5 separate regions of the Homo sapiens genome follow, and all the other regions are linked to region 3. A link is an interaction called in ENCODE POLR2A ChIA-PET data of the cell type or tissue named here. Cell type or tissue: MCF 10A. All regions are shown on one strand. Region 1 has its middle 62 kb from the start of SIMALR. Region 2 overlaps LOC105378021 (a long non-coding RNA gene). Region 3 overlaps PERP (p53 apoptosis effector related to PMP22). Region 4 has its middle 56 kb from the start of SIMALR. Region 5 holds the start of LOC105378021 (a long non-coding RNA gene).

Region 1 (4,000 bases), 81 kb after region 3:
GAGGCCGCTTCTGGTATCGCTTCAACGACTAAAAGATGCTAGTGCTAGTGTATCAGTGATTCTTTTGGCTTTTACCTCATGGTTATACGATGGCTGCATCAGCTCCAGGCAGTTGCCTTGAGCTCCAGGGACAGAGGTTTTACCACCCTTGCATATGCTTTCATTTTTTTCTTTGTTAAACATTAAAAGCAAAAACTTCTTTGGAGGCTCCCAGCTGATTTTAGCTTCCCTCTCTCCTTGAGTAAAACTGTCTTCTTGCCAGGCCTGGCTTTAAGGGGAGCTGGGGAACACAGCACTTGATTTTCTAGTTGTTATCTTGGAGACGACAAAGGGTTTGAGAAAGTGCTGGGTTAGCTGATAAACAGTGTCTGCAACAATGCATGCTCTCTGGGCTCCTCCCCCATGCTCCCTTGATACTGCTAACTCTTTCTCTCTTTCCAGACTATAAGCCCCTTGAAGTTACAAAGAGTATTTTTCAGTCCTGTTTCCTGAGCGCCTAGCATGTGCCTCAAACGCATTATTTAAGACATATTTTTTAATAAATGAACTACCTTTAGAGAGCATCCACACTGCACCCTCAATGAGCAACTTAGCATGTCAGGGGAAGAAGAGAAGCACCTTCCCCTAAGCACATTTTCCAAAAGTGGCAACAGCATTATAAAGGGAATATACTGACCTGGGAGTTGTGGAGTTGACGATGGAAGGGCGCCAGCAGCAGCAGCCTGGAAGAAAGCTACACAGAGAGGTCAGTGGTTCTCAAAGTTGGCTGCACAGTGGAATCACCTGGGGGAGGTTTTAAATATCCCCATGCTCAGGCCTCACTCCTTAAGCCCAGTCTTTTCAGTGATGTGCAGGAGCTGGCTCATTCTGGTTGCAATTCTCTTTCCGACTCTGTATTCAGTGACATCCTTCTGGTAGCTTAAAATTGGCCACGGTGTGACCGGGCGCGGTGTGACCGGGCGCGGTGTGGTGGCTCACGCCTGTAATCCCAGCACTCTGGGGGGCTGAGGTGGGCAGATCACGAGGTCAGGAGTTCGAGACCAGCCTGGCCAACATGGTGAAACCCTGTCTCTACTAAAAATAAAAAATCAGCCTGGTGTGGTGGCGGGTGCCTGTAATCCCAGCTATTCTGGAGGCTGAGGCAGGAGAATTTCTTGAAACCAGAAGGCAGAGTTTGCAGTGAGCAGAGATTGCACCATTGCACTCCAGCCTGGTGACAGAGCGAGACTCCAGCTCAAAAAAAAAAAAAAAAAATTGGCGACAATGTGATATTTGTATTATAGCAATTGACAAATAAGACAAATCACAAATCAGCCCCCACTCCTACTTCGTCGCCTGAGAGCCAGGTCAACGGCACACTGCTCTTGGTATTCTTAGACACTCCCCAGATGTTTCCAATGGACAGCCAACTTTGAGAGCTCCAGGTCAAGGTCAGCTCCTCTTTTGGCCTGTAGTGTCCCGCCAAATAGTATCTTGGGTTCTTCCTTTTCCCCAGTCCTGCCTTTGGGTTAGCATCATTGCATGGGGTAACTGAGCTTGCCTCTAGGGAGCCCGAGTGCAACGTAGAAGAGAGAGTAGAACTGTGGCTTCATTTGTAGCTGTTATTGAGTTTCTTTGAATACAACTTGATTTTCTTTTAGAGCTAGCCAAATCTCTTTCAGTATACCTTTAGGGTTGGATCTATGGGAGGCATGCTATTTCACTGAAGGAGGTGGGAGAAACTTTCAATAATGTTGTGCAATTAGGAACCCTAATTACCCACTCTTGAGATTGCAGTTTCTCATTCGGAGGCATAATTTTCTATGGTGTAATTTGCTAGGTCTGACTCCCCTGCCTGGATCTGATTTGAGTAAAGTGGGCACCGCCCCATCCTAGGGTAGTCTCACTATGGCTAACACACATCAAACTGACTTTCCTGCATCACAAAATCACACTATACAATGCCCAGCTTCATTCCTCTCTCATAGGCCAGATTAGTCATCTTTTGCCTGGTGAAGCAGACTGAAGCATTAGCTCAAAGTAAGCTACCGCCACCACCACGTGCTGTGCAAATCTGGCTGGACAAACTTTGACTCAGCAAATTTGCAATGCCCCATGGGACACCTAAAAATCCCAGGGACAGAGAGGACCCTTGAAAAGCCAGAAACTGCTCTTTTTAAAAGTGGTGCTGGGCCCTAGAGAACATTCAAAGTTAGAGGGCAACTTTGGTCTCTGCCACGAGGGGGCAGAAGGAAGCTGGAAGGAGGTGGGAGTACAATTGGGATTTATTTTAGGGAGAGGACAAGGGCAACTGAATGGTCGCAGTTAGGTGTATGCACCGTGGGGCTCCTTGGGAAAGATGGGCTGCCAAGGGCAGCTGATTTCAAATGCTTTAAAACCTGATTTCTATAATAGCTTTGTTGCTCAAACACCATCCTGAATAACTTAACAGGAAATTGTTCTCAAAATGCTTTTCTTATCTGAACACTTTTTTGTGATTAGGAAGAATAGAAAATTATAAAGTTAAGAATTAAGGTGTACTGTGCAGGAAAAAAATTAAAGTAGAAACTTCTAAAGAATGTCTTAGTATCAATAAATGAAATAGATGTAGACATTGACTAGATTATAGAAGTGAGGGAAGTTTATAATACTAGCCAGTGCCTTATAAACAGTATCACACCCCTCTCATCAGCTCCCAGGCAGAGGGTGGAGAACTCACCTCGTAATTCAGGTCTGCTGCAAGATTGGCCCTCAGGGAAAGGGTCCCTTCTCTTCTGTCTTACCTACCATCAAAGGATCAGGAGTTTATGATTGTATTTCTTTATGGTTTCTTGACTATTGTTTTTATTTCTTTTTTTCTAGCTTTTCTGTTCTTCATAATAAAATGAAAATACCACTCAGGTTATTAACTCTTGGTGTTTTTTTTTTTTTTGGCAAATCTTTTTATAGTGTTACTGTCTGCTGAATTTCTTTAAGAGGGTATCTTACGTTGGTTAAATATCGTGAGCTAATTTTCTGTGCAGAGTCAGCTGAATAAAGTATTCATTTCTTTTGCTCCAACCTGGTGGCTAGAGTGGATTGCTGAAATAGACTCTTGGAGAAGGCAATACTACAAAAAAAGGAATATGATCATTTTCTTGCTTTTGTTGGGGTTTGCTTGACAGTATCCCTGGCAGGAAGTGATGTGCCTGAATCTTCTCATGCCTCTGCCTACTGTAGGAAAGCCTTGTTTCTGAGAACACTTCCCCCTCCCCCACCACTCTGTCATAGACAATCATGAAAGACTTAAATTACGTTTGTGAAGTTTCTTTTCATATGGGTGTTTCACCGTCAATATCCTTTTTACCAATCCCTAGGCCCCTCCCTACTCTATCAGTGGCAGGTGTTAAAATCTGTTTACTCTTTCTGAAAACTTTCGAGTGAGCCACACCTGTGTCTTTCAATGGCGCTCACAACGATGAAGTCAACCTAAACAAAACTGTGAATCTGGGAAATTTTGATTTTAACATTTTCAAACTCTGTTTTCTTTTTTCTTTAATGATTTACCTTTCAAACAACTTTCTATTTTCCTAATTATTCCCCTTGTCAAAAATAAAATGTTGTGACAAAATCATTTGCACTCTGGTTTTAAACTTACCCATATCATTGGGTGAGGGAGAACATGATGGTTAAAAGCTCTTTTATATCGGGAGGAAGATGGTCGCATGAGAAGAGAAAATCTAAAGATGTGATTTCTGTAAAAGCAATATTAATTATGACAATTATGCGGCCGGCTCAGCAGTTATACCTAATTACTGTGTCCTATACATTATTGATGATACATTGTTAATGACAGCTAATTTTGCTGTACAGTTGATTTCATTAGAATCGTGTACTGCATATGCATGCTCAACCTTCAGAGTTTATTGCTCAAACCAGCACATTCACAATTTTAAAAACCATAAGAGGGAGACCACTTTCCAGTGTTACATTCTAAGAGGGCACAGATTTCCTGCCCTTGCTACTCAAAATGCGGTGCAGG
Region 2 (4,000 bases), 74 kb after region 3:
CGACTTGTGCTCTCACCCAGTGCTGCCTCCAATACCTTGATCATGTCCCCAGTCTCCTACAACTCTCGAGTTTATCACATGATGATTATCCTACCTCCTTGCCATAGAGAAAACTTGCTCCTTCTTTCCAGGATATGATGCTTCTTTGTGGTCCTCTCTGGTGTGGACTGTGTACTCACCATTACTCCTCTTACCATTAGGCAAGTCAGAATTTTTCTTGTTTTCCATTCCTGCTTCATGCAAAACCAGTTTCCCTTTGTCATTTTCATGTACCAAATATATGAGTTCCCAGCACAGTTACTGACAATATATTTCTTCATTTATCATATTTCTTTCTAGCTTGTCTCACCATCATTATCTCACCAAATCTACTCAGAGGTAAAGAGGACAAGCTCTCACCAAATCTACCCAGAGGAAAAGAAGTCGTTATATGAAAAAGATACTTGCACACACATGTTTACAGCAGCACAATTCGCAATTGCAAAAATATGGAACCAGCCCAAACACCATCAATCAACAAGTGGATAAAGAAATTGTGGTACATATATACCATGGAATACTGCTCAGCCATAAAAAGGAATAAATTAATGGCATTTGCACCAACCTGGATGGTATTGGAGACTATGATTCTAAGTGAAGTAACTCAGGAATGGAAAACCAAACATCATATGTTCTCACTCATAAATGGGAGCTAAGTTATGAGGATGCAAAAGGCGGTAAGGATGATAAATGGACTTTGGGGACTTGAGGGGAAAAGGGTGGTAAGGGGATGAGGGATAAAAGACTACAAATTGGGTTCAGTGTACATTGCTCAGGTGATGGGTGCACCAAAATCTTACACATCACCACTAAAGAACTTATTCATGTAACCAAATACCACTTGTTCCCCAATAGCCTATGGAAATTAAAAAAAAAAAAAAACTACTAGAAAAAGTCTATACCTCATATTTTAAAGACTAGAGTAAGGTGTAAATAAATAAATAAATGTATAAGTATTCATCTCATTTTATATACTAGTTCAATTATTTGTGCTTTTAAAGTCTAACTACATTAACCTTTACTTCATTTTGGTAATGCTGAACCTGATGATTTTTCAGAATTGATCCCTATGTAAAATCTGTAACTACAATTTCCTATTCTTTGACCATAACTTTATCAGTCTCATATTATTTCAGTTTTTTGACTCTCTGAATCCCAAATTCCCAAATACTTGCCTCTTCGACATCATTTCAAACTCCACTTCTATGACCCTTTCATTTTATTTTGACCTATTGTCTACAGGCTTTATGCTCCCCTTTCCAGCCTGGATCCCATAGCCTCTCTCTTGATTATACTTTTGCCCAAATTCTCAACTTTTTTGCCCCTTTGTCCTTCCATGACACACTGTAGAATATCAGCCCCGAATCAGTCCAGTCCCCTTCCTCCCTTGTTCCTCTGCCCCAGTTCCATCACACAGTTGGAGAAAATCACTCAGTCCTTAGACTGGTGTCTCTGCAAATTTTTGGTGTTTATTTCCTTCTCAAACACCAAGAAATCATTCTCTGCTGCTCCATTTGCCATTTCCTTCCATTCCCCTTGTTGGCACTTACTAGTTGGGCGACATGAATAAATATCTTAAGTTCCATTTTCCTCATATGTAAAATCTCACTAAGAATACTTCAGAAGGCTGTGTCAGGGGCTCAATAAGATAACACACATAAAAGACACACCCACATATTCAGTGCACAACATGTGGTTCTGCGTTTAGCAGCAGCAGTAGCAACAATGACCTCAACTTTTACTGCTAGCAGATTTTGTTTGCAATTTACCAAGAAAACAAAGCCATCACACAGAACTTTGTTTTGTCCCATTTGCAAACATGTCTGCACCTGCAGCTAATCCCTTCATTGCTCCTCTGTCCCAGAAGGTGACCTGTTCATGCCTGTGCCCAGAGCCACACCCTTTCTACCTATTCAACAACTTGGCTCCATTAATCTTCCATTCTTTCCCCTTCTGGCAGGGGAGCCAAGACTGGCATTAAGCATTCCTCCCTATGGAAACTAAGGAGAATCCTTGCCAAAGTTTGAATTCTTTTTTAGTATCTTGTCTCAAAATTTCTCTGGTGTAACTAAGAGATCATAATACTGTGCCTTATTGAAGCCATGCAGAAAGAAATCTTAAAAGCTCTAAAAGTTAAGAATATCTTTTATTCTTCTTTATAAGTCTGACCTTTGAGAATTAATGTTTGCCTTGGGAGATGTGTGAACCTGGGCCCACAGATGTGGGAAAGCCAATCAGGAGATCTGACATGGAGAAGGCCCAGGCCCAATCCTGGCCCTGCCTGCTCCCGCTCTTCCCAGACCACACACTTGAGCACAGCTTTTTGTTTCCTTCTATACAGTACAATTTCCACTTTATTTCTCCAGTCTTTCAGGATAGAATGGCATATACATCCACGTCGTCAGGTGTGGAGCTGCCAGAAGGAAGGAAGAAAGGAAGAAAGGAAGGGAGGGAGGGGAAATTCTGGAATAAGGAATGGTGAGTTTAGGGTCATCCAGGCCTGGGGATCTGTTATGCAGCTGGGGAAAGAGATCATAAGCATACATTTCGGAACAATAAATATCACTAGTACTATTTGAATCTATGGCTTTTACAAAGAAAAGAAGGCTGAGATCTTAATTCTCCTTTGGAAGACCAAAGAGGCAGGGTGGAAGTTGTGGTTCCCCTCTAGTCTTGCAGAAGGAGGAGCTGGGCAGAAAAGGCTGTGTCTAGGAGCTACTGGCAGGGGCTCATGATGAACTCTGGAGGAATGGGGAGGACCCCAGGACATAGAGGAGCAGTTCCATGAGGATGCTCAGTTAGATCTGAGAGTTAAAGTCATGCTCAAAAGGGTGGAGACCTGCAGATGGGCCCCATAAATGAGTTCTATTAATTCTTGACTGTGCATCTCCTCTGTCTCTCTCCTTTCCTATGGAGTCTGGCTTACTGAAGGGATAATCCACACATGATCATCAGCTCATTACCATCTGACATTCTCTGACTAAGCTTTCTCATCTACATCACCAATACCTTCCTTCTATACTACAAACATAGCAGGCATTTCGGCCTATATTTTTCTCTTTGTACTCTTTGGCTTCTATGACATATTACTTCCTGGTTCTTCTCTTGCTACTTGGATCACACCTACTTGGCCCCCTTCCAGGAAATCTCATTCTCTGGCCTCCACTTAAATGTTGGTGTTGCCCAGAACTCTGTTCTCAGCCTTCTTTTCTTTGTAAAAGCCATAGATGCAAATAGTACTAGTGATATTTATTGTTCTGAAATGTATGTTTACAATCTCTTTCCTCAGCTGCATATAATGGACACCCCGGCCTGGATGTCCTTAAACTCAGCATTCCTTATTCCAGAATTTCTTCTTTCTTTCTTTTTTTGAGATATGGTGTCAATCTGTCACCCAGGCTGAAGTGCAGTGGTGCAATCTCAGCCCACTGCAACCTCTGCTTCCCAGGGGCTTAAGGAATCCTCCCACCTCAACCTCCCAAGTAGCTGAGACTACAGGTGTGTGCCACCACATCTAATTTATTTTTTAGTTTTTATTTTTATTTTTGTAGAGATGGGATTTTGCCATGTTTCCCAGGCTGGTCTGGAACTCCTGGACCCAAGCAATCTGCCTGCCTCAGCCTCGCAAAGTGCTGGGGTTACAAGCGTGAGCCACTGCACCCAGCCCCAGAATTCTTTATTTCTGAGAATGACATTGTCATTCTCTAAATGACCCAGGCAAAGCCTGAAGCATAATCTTAAATTTCTCCTCCTGCTCCCTCCTTATATTCTCTTCACCCACCCCCCATATTCAATTGTACCCATTCTATCCTTCTAAATGTCACTCATATTTTTCTCTCTATCACCATCATAAGGGCTAATACTGAATAATCATTAAGGGCAGGTATTGTACCATATATCATCTTGTTCCTAGTGCATAGAATATTGGCACAATTTCACTATATTTTATAGAATATATGAA
Region 3 (4,000 bases):
TTGCCCTCCTTCCCATTTTATCATTTGTTATTTTTTTTCCCACCATAAGTCATATGTTACTTCCACTATGGTGTATGTCATTGTGAGGATGGGTGCAGAGAGGCTGGGTGGGAGAACGGAAATATATCTCCCTAGGGCTACTGTTGGCCAGCTAGTCCTTGGCAGTGAATTTTTCTATGCTTTTCAAAATGCGAGGTGAATGTTTCTCATAGAGAAATGTAATCTGGGTGATTATACCAAAATTGAAAAGAAAAACCCACACAACTATGCCGTGGCTGGTGGAGAATTTGAAGTGGTCATTAAAAATGTTAAAAATCCCATCTTTTAAAGTGATACCACAGCTCATTCAAGAAGATACTGGATATCTAGAGATTAAGAAACGTGGTCTCCTGTTAAACATGAAAATGACTCCGTTTATAAGCTTCTCTACCACATGCACTTGTCTTTGCATGATTTCCCATCCAGCCTTCTTCCCCTCCTCAATCACACAATACCTTAACGGCGCACATTTAGGAAAAATGCAACCTCCTGGGACCAACGAGCCTGATATAATAGAACCATGTCAACCTAAAGTATTTATGACAAAGATAAACTCTTATTTTGCAGAAATGGTCTGCTTCCTTCAGCCTTGTTCTAGTATAGAGATCTGCCATTCCTTGTTGATCCAGATTCACCAAGACAGATACCTTTATGTCATAACAGAAGGGAAGTTCCAGAGGATTCTGGAGAGTAATGAAGAATTGGGCTGAGAAACCACCTGAAGGCTAACAGTGCATTGCATGAGATTTCCCACAGTAAAGCTGAGGTGCTTTTTGGTTCAGTAATTAAATATTGAGTTCCCACCCTTTAAATAAGCAGTTCTAGGTTCCTAAGCAATTATTTCACTCTGTAAGTAGCCAGACATGCTAAGTGGCACTTACTGCTGATTGTAACAAAGAAGTAATATATCAAGGTCTTTCCATGTTCACACAAGGTAGCTTGTGTGTAATAACTTAGCTTCAAAACCATAGACTGCAGAACTCACAAGTTCAACAGCCTTTCCTTTTTTAAGGAAATGAAAACAATGGAAAATATAGTCATCATAACTTAATTCGGTTTATTTTTTTTTTCTGTAAACTCCCCCTGAAAGACATTCCTATTAATACAGTAAATGTGAACACTGACTTGTTTTTATAAGCACATCTGAAAGGGCATATTTGAGTCTCATCCCAACTTTGGTCCTTGCTATCTGTGCAGGCTTGGGCAGGTCATCTCCCTGCTGGTCTCAATATCCTCACCTGTAAAATGATTGTAAATGATCCCCCTACCTTCAAGATTCTCTGATTGATAGAATTTTTTCTTTAATTAAAAAATTTTAAATATTCCTTGAGTTGGAAGCACTGATCAATAAGTGGATTGCTTAGGGAGGTTGGAACGAATAGATTCAGTCCCAACTTCCTCTTTTAAATTCCCTCTTCCTCACTCTTCCTGCAACACTTATTTTTACAGTTGAGTTTTAAAAATAAGTAATATATAAAATAATTTCTGTAGTGTGGTTTCAGATTTAAAAATTCCTGCAGACAGGCTGGGCTTGCAACCCCATCAGTCGATGGTCAGAGCCCTTTGCTTTTTGAGACCATTTTTAGGTGAGCTTGGCTTGCCTGGATACAGTGTGCAGTGCATTCTTCCTGAATTTTGCAATTCTGGTATCTGGGTGTATTTTCTAGGTGTGTCAGGGTGAGTGTAATCCACCTAGGGTGTGGAAAAAGCCAAGAAAGGGAAATTAAAAGAGGTTCCTATCCAGTCATGTTAATGATCTTCCACTTGTACTATCCTGTGCTTCGTTGTTAACCTCGAAAACATACTTTGTTGGCTGCAAAAATAAACAAAGGGAAACTCAGAAGTGTGTGAGCATGCGTGTGTGTATTTAGAGATAGTTCTCTGGTGAAGAAATGGAATCCTGCTGATTTAAATGGCACAAGATTGTCTTCGTGATAATGAGTCATCATATAATCATAATAGATGGTTGTGTAATGGGGTGACCCAGCCAGTTTTTCCAGTGCAAAGACTCAAGGTAATTAACCTGCTATTATCAACTGCTTTTGATTAAGTTACTTTCAAGAGGAAATACTTAGATTTGAAACATAAACTCTGAATTTCATCAATAAAAGTAAATTGCCAAGTGAGACTTTGAAAGCAAGTTCCATGTGGATACCCTCTGTTTCCCTATTCTATCCTTTCTATCGAGTTGAAATGCTTCAGTGAAAATTTGCATTTCCAAATGCCACCCCACCCAATTTCCAAAGTCAAGCAACACCTCAATGCTTAATCCTTTCCCAATGAAAAAACAACAATAACAACACTAAAGAAAAACTGATTTCAGCGCAGATGTAGAAGACTGTGAGAAATGGACACAAAGGACACTGGCATCTGCATGATCGATTTCATGTTGATAGAATTGTCATTGGAATAATATCCTCTTCTGAAGATGTGTAGGTGATAAGAAGTGGGACACATCATGACTGGAGACATCAACATGATTACATGAATTCCTGGCAGATCCCAAACAAAGACAACCGCCTTTGTCTCAGAACAGTATATGAGTCATGCAGGACACCTAGGGGCTCTCACTCTGGAGTGATTTAGGGAGCTACTGTAATTTAGGGAGAGGTGACCCTTCCTCTGGGCTGACACAGCCTCCTCCCACCAAGAGCACCCTGGGCTGGGTGCCCTTGTGCAACAGGGCACAGCTGCACCATCCTCCCAGGAGAACTGGCTATGAGATTAGGGCATCCAGACACCACGGTGGAACAGTCTCTAATCCAAAGACAAACCCCAGGAGGGATGAAAATTACTGCCAGGGGTGTTTAAAGAAGTCAGTCAAGCCTTGTTCCTCTTCCCCCCACTCCATATATCCCCACATTTACCTCTCCAAAATTGTCTTTTATTGGGCTCAGAAACACAGAGGCATCTTTTTCCATCAATGTCAGGGATTTAAGTACAAGGGTGAATAGACCTTTCCCTGCATTCTCCAATTTATGACTTTGAAGGGTAAATTCAACATTCAGAAACATCACAAATTCTAAGCTAAGTCAAATGATGTTTGTCTTTTTCTGCTGCAAATACACAGTGCCTTAAATGAAACTACGATACATTTTTTTTAAAAAAAGTACTATGTTGAAGTTTCTCAGTTCAGAATGCAACCTTCATGCTTCCTGATTGCAAAGACTAACAATAAGCTTCTAGTTGCAACTGGCTAATTATTAGCCTAATTGCCCTAGAGGGGCTCGCTGGGAATCTCTGAGTGAGTTGTCTCTTTCACTCTTGGGTAGAGTGGTGCTATCCTTGGACTATAGCAAAGCTGAGCTGTTAAAGGAAAGCCATGTCAAGAAGAGAACCTGCTTCTACGCCATTGTCTGAGTCATCCCAGTTTCAGCTTGTTTGGTACTAAGGAGCTTATGTATCAAACATGCCTGGTTGTTCATGTTCTTCCACTCAACAGTTTTTTTGTTCTAAGAAGACATTAGAAGAATTTTCAGAATATGTAGCTCTGTAATCCAAGGGATGCATTTGGAAAAAAAGACAGCTCTACATGTTCTCACCAAGGGAGCGTGTTTGCATAGCCTGTCCGTTAGCAGGTGATCAATGAAAAAGGCACTACTTAGGCCCTAGTGTTTACTTTGGTAACAGAGCAGCCCAATCTTTCCTCTCAACCTGGGGGTGAGTGAGTCATCACAGCATGGGTTAGGACTAGCAGACAAGGTATAAACAACTTCGGCATTCTAAAACACAGATACATTCTCCTGAAAAACCATTTGCATGGAATGAAGAAGTTTCAAAAACAGGCAAACTAATTATCTTCAAAGAAGCTTTGTGAGCTTATATTCAGTGCTGAGCTGAGATTTAACTTAGGTTCTTATTTGCAGGAGTTAACTGATAGCAACCCTTTTTTTCTTTGGAATTCTACAAATGTCTTTAAGATTTCTGTTAAAAAAAAAAAAAAGCCACCATTAGAATCATA
Region 4 (4,000 bases), 87 kb after region 3:
TGTCTGAACTTTTTTGGAAATATAAATAGGTTGGTATGGCTTTCCTTCAGTATCCACGGGGGATTGGTTCTGGGCCAATCCACGCCAACTTTGCATCCAGGCTACCTCCTCCGTACCAAAATCCTCAGATGCTCAAGTCCCTGATATAAAATGGCATTGTGTAGCACTGCGTGGCACATTGTATCTCAATTTTGCGCTCTCTGTAGGAAAGTAGGCTCCCAGAAGTGCTGGAGAACACTATTGCTATAAAGTAGCTTAAAAAAAAAGATTTAAAAAAAATTTTTGAGACAGGCTCCCACTCTGTAGCTCAGGCTAGAGTAGCAATGGCATGATCATGGCTCACTGAAGCCTTGAACTCCTGGGCTCAAGTGATCCTCCTGCCTCCTAAAATAGCATTTTAAAGTGAAATGAGGTTGGGATTGGTGGCTCATGCCTATAATCCCAGCACTTTAGGATACTGAGGTGGGAGGATACCTGGAGCCCTGGGGTTCCAGACCAGCCTGGGCAACATAGCAAAAAAAAAAAAAAAAAAAAAAAAAAAAAAAATTAGCTGGGTATGAGCGTGGGCACCTGTAGTCCCAGCTACTGGGGAGGTCTAGGTGACACTCTTGAGGTGTCAAGGGTGATTGCGCCACTGTAATCCAGCATGGGCAACAGAGCAAGACTCTGTCTCAAAATAGATAAAAATAAAAAAGCAAGGAAATGGAACAATTACCATCACATCAAGGACATTTTAAGATAGCCAATGCCATTTACATGTTTCAGATCCACTAAGTAACTTCGCATCTGTATTTCACTCTGCTGTACTCTCAGCAGTCACCAGAGCCCCTTGGCTCTTCAGTTTTACACTGTGCTGCTCTTCTCTGCACCATTCTTAAATTAAAAATGTATTGGGCATGGGGCCAGGCGCGGTGGCTCACACCTATAAATCCCAGCATTTTGGGAGGCCTAGGCGGGAAGGTCACATGAGGTCAGGAGTTCAAGGCCAGCCTGGCCAACATGGTGAAACTCCGTCTCTACTAAAAATAAAAAATTAGCCAAGCGTGGTGGTGGGCGCCTGTAATCTCAGCTACTTGGGAGGCTGAGGCAGGAGAATCGCTTGAACCCCAGGAGGGAAGGAGGCAGTGAGCCGAGATGGCACCACTCCACTCCGGTCTGGGTGACAGGTTGAGACCCTGTCTCAAAAAAAAAAAAAAAAAAAATTATTGGACACTACTATATTTAGCTAGGAGCTGGAGAAATATGCAAAGAGGAATGGAATCTACCCTCAAGGAGCTATAGTTTAGCTTGGACTATAAGACATTTGTAGGTGAGTAGCTAGCTGTCACAGGACGTTATTGTCAGGAAGAGATCACCATTGAGAATTGCTTCCTCTTAAAATTTGAATAAAAGGACCAGATTATGGAATATAAAAAAGGCATTTTTAAAAGATGATGAAAATAATGCACAGGTGAACAAATTACAACGTACTTTTCTCTTTAGCAACTGCACCCTACCCACAGCCTATTTTATGTCCTGGAAACTTACTTTGATTCAACTAGTTTTACGCATTGATAGAAATCTGCTGTATTCTGGTGCCCCCTGGAGGCAGTCTACCGCTAGGCCGACGAGAAAAAAAAAATCCAGAGAAAGCCTTTCAACTACAACTGGAGCAACTATATTTTGTTCAACAAATCCCCCCCTTTTTTTTCAATATGGAATTCTGATCTGGGTTTGTTAAACTAGAATTTGTCTAAAGCACAGATTTTCCAAGAGAGTAGGGTTGAGCAGAAGAGAACATGCTCGGCATTAAAGAATATGTTGTGTCTTCTTCTAAATGCACTTGGGCGGATACTATATGCTTAAATACAGTTTCACACACAATATAATTGTTTACATTTGTATAATTTGTGAAATTGAAATATTTATGATACATTCTAAAATGTAACAAAATTTACTTGTTAAATGAATAAATGAATGAATGAATTGCCATGCTTTGGTGTTCAATTAGATAAATTGATCTTATTTTCTCTCTCTCTTTTTTTTATTCCCTTCTTGGAAGCCCTTCCATCACAGAGACTTTTAATGCAGTTGTTGAACTTAGTCAATGTTCATAGAGGGATAGAGAGGAAATGGGATTGTGGTATAATTTTTCTCTAGGAAAATGTGTACAGTCCTTTGCAAACGACTATTAACTTGTAAATCAGGTTGAAAGCTACTCTTGCCCTCAGAGACTTCCTTTAATGGAATAATACATAATGCTCACATTAATTTTAAACAAAGTGATTTTATTTTCTGGAATAAACACAGAGCCTCAAATTCATTAGCTGGTTTGAAATTTCAGGATCCCAAATGTACTCTGCTTTAAATCAAGAAAACCCCTCAGGCTTCTTTCTGGAGAGGAAGTGGAGCTTAACAAATACCTATGTCACAATAATGTCATCAACTTCAACTTTGTTATGTATTGAAGACATTAAATTTGGTTTTCCAAGATGGTGGGAAAATCAATGTTTTGGCTTATTAAATATTCTGGTTAATAGAAAGCTATTACATTAAACACATATGGTTTACCAATTATTTTCAAAGAATCAGAACACAACAAATAAAATCAGTAGTATATTAAGTATAATTAATTTTTTTTGATGACTGTAGAATTCACTTCAGCATCTTTTATTGCCTTGGTAATCATGGTGAACATTAAAATGCAAGTCTAGGAGGTTGTACTGAAGGCTCAGTTGGGAGTTATGGTGATATGAGATTTAGCAATTGAAGTCAGCTATTCTACAAAGGGAAAAATTATAAATAAAGGTATTTATAAGAGTTGTTATATTAGCGATAATTACCACTATAAAGCTATACCTAAGAAATACTTAAAATAAGATATTTTTCACTGCTCTCTACTGTGTTTGTATGTGTGTGTGTGTGTATTCGTTTAAAGCTGTATCTAAATTTTGATGGTAAATGTCTAACCCTGGGAAGAGGAAGGACAACTTTTTTTTTCTTTAAAAAGAGGGGTAGAGTCTGGGCGCGCGGTGGCTCATGCTTGTAATCTCAGCACTTTGGGAGGCTGAGATGGGCAGATCATGTGAGGTCAGGAGTTCAAGACCAGCCTGGCCAACATGGTGAAACCCCGTCTCTACTAAAATACAAAAATTAGCCAGGTGTGGTGGCGTGAGCCTGTAGTCCCAACCACTCTGGAGGCTGAGGCAGGAGAATTGCTTGAGCCCGGGAGGCAGAGGTTGCAGCGAGCACCGAGATCACACCACTGCACTGCAGCCTGGGCAACAGTGTAAGACTCCGTCTCCAAAAAAAAAAAAAAAAGGGTTAGAAAGAGGGAGAACTAAACTGATATGGTTTGAATATATGTCCCCGTGAAATCTCAGGTTGAATTGTGATCCCTAATGTTGGAGGCGGGGCCTGGTGGGAGGTGTTTGAGTAATGGGGGCAGATCCATCATGTCTTGTTGCTATGAGTGGGTTCTCAGGAAGTCTGATTGTTTAGAAATGTGTTCATACTTTCTCTCTTGCACTTTCTGTCTTTCTCTCCCTCTCCCCTACACTCCCTCTCACCACGTGGGATGCCTGCCCCTCCTTCGCCTTCTGCCATAATTGTAAGCTACCTGAGGTTTCCCCAGAAGCCAAATAGATGCCAGAACCATGCTTCCTGTGCAGCTTGCAGAATCGTGAGCCAATTAAACCTCTTTTCTTTATAAATTACCCAGTCTCAGATATTTCTTCATAGCAATGCAAGAATGGCCTATTGTATATACCTAATCAGACAGTACTCATTTTTTAACAACATGCCTTTATCGAGTATTTGCAAAGTATTCATCCTTAGTTCATATAGAAGCTTTTGCCACTCATTATTTTGATTACATAATATTTAATTAAAATACAAAATTACAATAACAAATACAAATGTCATAAACATATTTGAGACCAGACACAAGTGATTCTTAGTAAAAATCCCAGGGAACTTGAGGGAGCAGCAGGTCTGGTGCTCCCTGGAGGCCTCCTGCAGG
Region 5 (4,000 bases), 53 kb after region 3:
ATATGTGCTCAAAGGTCAAAGTTACTGATACTTGGTGGTGATTTGTGGGAGATTGGGTGGCAGTCAGTGTTCAATCTCAAGAGACTCACAGTACAACTATGAGAATCCTAAGTGCTTAATTAACATAGGTTTGCTTCAGGCTAGAGAGTACAAGTATCCCTTCTATGACTCCAGTTATTATTCCTTGAATGTTATCCCACTGCAGCCTAAATGGCCATGACATCAGCCTCTAGTTAAAGTTAGACTCAGAGTGAGCAATTGTTTATTCTTTCTTTGAACTCAGTTGATTGTGAAGAGGTAATGGGGCCAGTCATAGAGCCTCATTCAGAGCATTTTAAGACCTCCTTGTTTTTATTCCTCGTGGATGATATATAGGCAGATATGTTTTCATTAGAGGAAGTAAATGGCATTATAATTGTTTCCAGGAAAATAATGTGTTCTAGTACATATCATGTATAAGTATTGCCTGAGCTTCTGACGGGATGGTGACATGGTCTAGACAGTACACAAATACTCATTTGTGTCAATTACACATAGAAATCAGCTGATCAGAAATCACCTGAACTGGTGGTTTCAATAGAGGCTACCTCATCTTTTGATTAGAGCACATAGTAAATGGCTAACATCCCAAGCAGTAAATGGGTGGCTCATTCAATTATAAGATCATTATTTTGTCTCTTAGAGTCCCTGCTTTTATGATTTCTGTGGAAATTGTATTACTTGGGCCTAATCTACATAGCCTTCAAATTAGCACTTGAGGTCAACTTCTGCAGGCCTCTCACTGATGCTGTGAAATCAGTTGGCTAGGTAAATTGGGCCAGGTAAAGGGATGGGATGCATCAAAGCAGAGCCAATGTAAGTTTCTATGTTGGGTTGGTCATCCTGAAGCTCTCATAGCTTTCATGTCTTGCCTGGAGTCCCCTCTGTCTCCAGTGTGTACATACACAGCTCTCACACCCAGCCTCTAGGAGTCTAGGAGGTTAATTGTGAGACCAAAAAACATGCAAAGAACAGACGCTCAAATGGCTCCTCCCTACCCCACCCCATCTTACCCCACCTGGATTCTGACAGCACTCCCCACCCTTCACCTGGGGCGCTCCACACGGGCCACACCCTCACAATGACTCAGGAAGGCTGGCTTTGGCGCTCTCTGGAGGCCTAGGAGTATGACGGCCCCAACCCCCAGGCCTCTGTGCCCTCTGTCCAAACAAGCAAGGTAGCAAAGTATAATTCACTGGCTTCACTGGCTTGGTAACTCTCTTGAAATGATTTTTCATAAGACACCATGAGGATTATTCACATAGTAGTTTCTATTCTCTTAGCAGTATATTATATATATATATATATATATATATATATATATATATATATATATATATATATACACACATACACATTTAATTCCCAAGGGCTTGCAGTCTCATGATTCGGCTATCTCTGGATCTGGATCCACACATTGTTTCTGATTCCTTTCAAATAAATCTGGATGCCAAAGTCAAACTCATCATTGCTTTCCAAAAACAATCTATTCATAATGTTAGTTTTATAAGGCTGGCAGGCTTTTCCAGGGGAAGGGTCTCATGACAGAGCATATGGCCTTTTGTGTTTTGATGGCTTTACTCTTTCTCTCCATGCTTGTAGGTTTCATCTTCCTTTACTCTCCCCATTTGTTCTGAGGATCAGACAAATCCCTCTCCTTGTGTGATACAGTATTGCTCTTTTCTTCAAGGCTTGAGTACCAGCTGTTATTTCTTGCAGGAACTCACTAAACCCAAGTGATCTCAAGAAAATATGTCCCAACAAAAATGATTTTTGCCCTAAGAGAAGTCTCATACCTGATACTAACAAAACGAATATTCTCTGTCCTGTTACGTATATTAAAAAGAAATATCATGGCAGCAATAGGTATTCTCAAAGAGACATATCCAAGGTACTCGAGGTTCACCAAGGATGAGGGGTCCACTCGGCTTGGGAGTTTAGGAAGAACTTCCTGGAGGTGGTGGCACAGCTGTCAGGCTCTGGGAAGCAGTTGAGAATGGAGGTATAGTTTTGCTGACCTCAGCATGGGTCTAGCTTGGTTTCTCAGCAGCGTCATAGCTGAGGTGTCAGCTATCAGGAGGTGGTTGCCCCAGACAGTTGAGAAGAGAGAACCTAGAGACAGGCACACCCATCCCAGGGGGCAGGGAGGATGCTCCAGGGCAAGTGCAGCTGCAAGCAGTGGCAAGTCCGGGCAGGTGGAGCATGGCATGTGGAAAGAATGGGAACTAATGCCAGGGGGCAGTCCAGGCAGGCAGTGGCATCAGGGAGGGCTGGCCAGGCAGGTTAGGGTACGAGCCGGGGAGCAGTGTGTAGGGATATCACAGCAGAGCCAAGACAATCTGAGAAGATGTGGGCAGGCAGAAGAAACAGGACATAACTGAAAAAGTGTGTGTGTGTGTGTGTGTGTGTGTGTGTGTGTGTGTGTTTGAGATGGAGTCTGCTCTGTCACCCAGGCTGGAGTGCAGTGGTGCGATCTTGGCTCATCGCAACCTCCACCTCCCGGGTTCAAGTGATTCCCCTGGCTCAGCCTCCTGAGTAGCTGGGATTACAGGTGTGTACCACAACACCCGGCTAATTTTTTGTATTTTAGTAGAGACAGGGTTTCACCATGTTGGCCAGCATAGTCTCAATCTCTTGACCTCGTGATCTGCCCGCCTCGGCCTCCCGAAGTGCTGGGATTACAGGCTTGAAGAAGGGGTTTTAAGAGCAAAGCTCCCCGCTGGGAGGGAGGGAGTGGGATGGCAGAAGCTAAGGAGGTTGTTGGCCTAGAGGAATTAGGGTGCAAACTGGGTGTTATCTGGAGCACAGGGTCAGGAGATGCTTAACATTAAGGCCAACATCAAAGTGAAGCTGAGGTGCTAGAAGCCGAGCTCCTCCAGTTCTCTCTGATGAAGTTCAGAGGCACCACTGAGCCGGTGGGGTGGGTGCTGAGTGGGAGGAGACTCTGGCTGGTGGTCAAGGACAAAAGTTCAGGAAGCTGAGTAGAGAGCCAGGCAAATCACTAGTGTCTTCTCCAAATGCACCCAGCCATCACCTCCCAGCCTCAGAGACTCCCCTAGTTCTTCCAGAACTTGGGGACGGTTCAACTCTTTCTTATTCTAGACTAGTATCTTTATCATAATTTTAGGGCCTGATTCTAGGCCAGGAAGTTCTCTTTTTTTCTGATGTTAGGGATATTTCCCGCTGGGGCTGAGTGAGACACTGCAGGGTGAGGCCGTGCATACGATGTCTTCCGTGGGGGATGGCACCTATGGAATGTTAAGAACCTGGGTTCTGGAGCCAGAATGCTTGGGTTTGAATCCTGGCCCTAGCACTTACTGGTTGTGTGACCTCGGATAAGTTATTTGACTTCTCTTTGCCTAATTCTTCTCATCTGCAAGGTGGGGATTAATAATAGTGCCTACTTCATAAAAAGTGATTGTGAAGATCAATTCAGTTAATTTAGATAACAAACATTTAGAACAGTTCTTAGCACTTAATAAGCAATCAATAAATATTCAGTTATTATTAGCAATTATTTCTCCAATGATGAGGAGGCCTGAGGAAGATTCTGTGTGGATCTAAGGCTATTCTTCACTGGATAAAATATATTTTGAGTGTCTACCATATACCAGGTATTGTTCTAGGAACTTGGGATGTATCAGTCTACAAAACAAACAAAACACCCTGCCCTATGTCACCTTTTTCTGTTGACTGTAAAACAGAAAGTAGGATTTTCGGAAATTTTATCTATGGGAGTTCCAAGGACCCTTCTATGTATATATTTTTTCTGTATAATTGTTTATAAGACCTGAAGTAGCAAGTACCAAGCCCAATTCAAAGGCCTCAACCAGGACAGGCCAGACCATATTATGACTACTTCCTTTCGGGAAACACTGATACCCTTGACAAGCCTCCTTTGAACCAACTTCTTACTCAAAGTAGGGTTGGTGGCATACTCTAGAGCTGGGCTTCTCAACCT

What was found. Peaks named below come from ENCODE experiments on the same cell type or tissue, not always from the same donor. Only the 100,000 strongest peaks of a DNase experiment are listed, where the experiment ranks them.
Region 1: POLR2A ChIA-PET joins it to region 3 with 15 read pairs; 6 of 35 experiments call an interaction of 5 or more read pairs at or near these places.
Region 2: POLR2A ChIA-PET joins it to region 3 with 12 read pairs; 6 of 35 experiments call an interaction of 5 or more read pairs at or near these places.
Region 4: POLR2A ChIA-PET joins it to region 3 with 10 read pairs; 6 of 35 experiments call an interaction of 5 or more read pairs at or near these places.
Region 5: POLR2A ChIA-PET joins it to region 3 with 55 read pairs; 4 of 35 experiments call an interaction of 5 or more read pairs at or near these places.

Annotation. Positions count from the first base shown.
Region 1 is chr6:138,005,337-138,009,336 of GRCh38, reverse strand. No RefSeq gene overlaps it. Among named protein-coding and RNA genes, the nearest start is that of SIMALR, 62 kb to the right of the region's middle. In MCF 10A, a CTCF peak has its summit at 2,217 (motif pointing right); a DNase peak (open chromatin) is centred at 2,126.
Region 2 is chr6:138,012,012-138,016,011 of GRCh38, reverse strand. LOC105378021 (a long non-coding RNA gene) reads left to right here. Exons shown (of 3, transcript XR_943062.2): 3 at 340-466. Among named protein-coding and RNA genes, the nearest start is that of SIMALR, 68 kb to the right of the region's middle. In MCF 10A, no CTCF peak of the experiment used is centred here; a DNase peak (open chromatin) is centred at 1,921.
Region 3 is chr6:138,086,384-138,090,383 of GRCh38, reverse strand. PERP (p53 apoptosis effector related to PMP22) reads left to right here. Exons shown (of 3, transcript NM_022121.5): 3 at 1-1,879. Among named protein-coding and RNA genes, the nearest start is that of PERP, 19 kb to the left of the region's middle. RefSeq lists an enhancer at 2,103-3,302. In MCF 10A, no CTCF peak of the experiment used is centred here; DNase peaks (open chromatin) are centred at 1,873, 2,623, 3,423 and 3,683.
Region 4 is chr6:137,999,528-138,003,527 of GRCh38, reverse strand. No RefSeq gene overlaps it. Among named protein-coding and RNA genes, the nearest start is that of SIMALR, 56 kb to the right of the region's middle. In MCF 10A, a CTCF peak has its summit at 1,572 (motif pointing left); a DNase peak (open chromatin) is centred at 1,557.
Region 5 is chr6:138,033,416-138,037,415 of GRCh38, reverse strand. LOC105378021 (a long non-coding RNA gene) reads left to right here and starts at 2,551. Exons shown (of 3, transcript XR_943062.2): 1 at 2,551-2,590. In MCF 10A, no CTCF peak of the experiment used is centred here; DNase peaks (open chromatin) are centred at 1,125 and 2,175.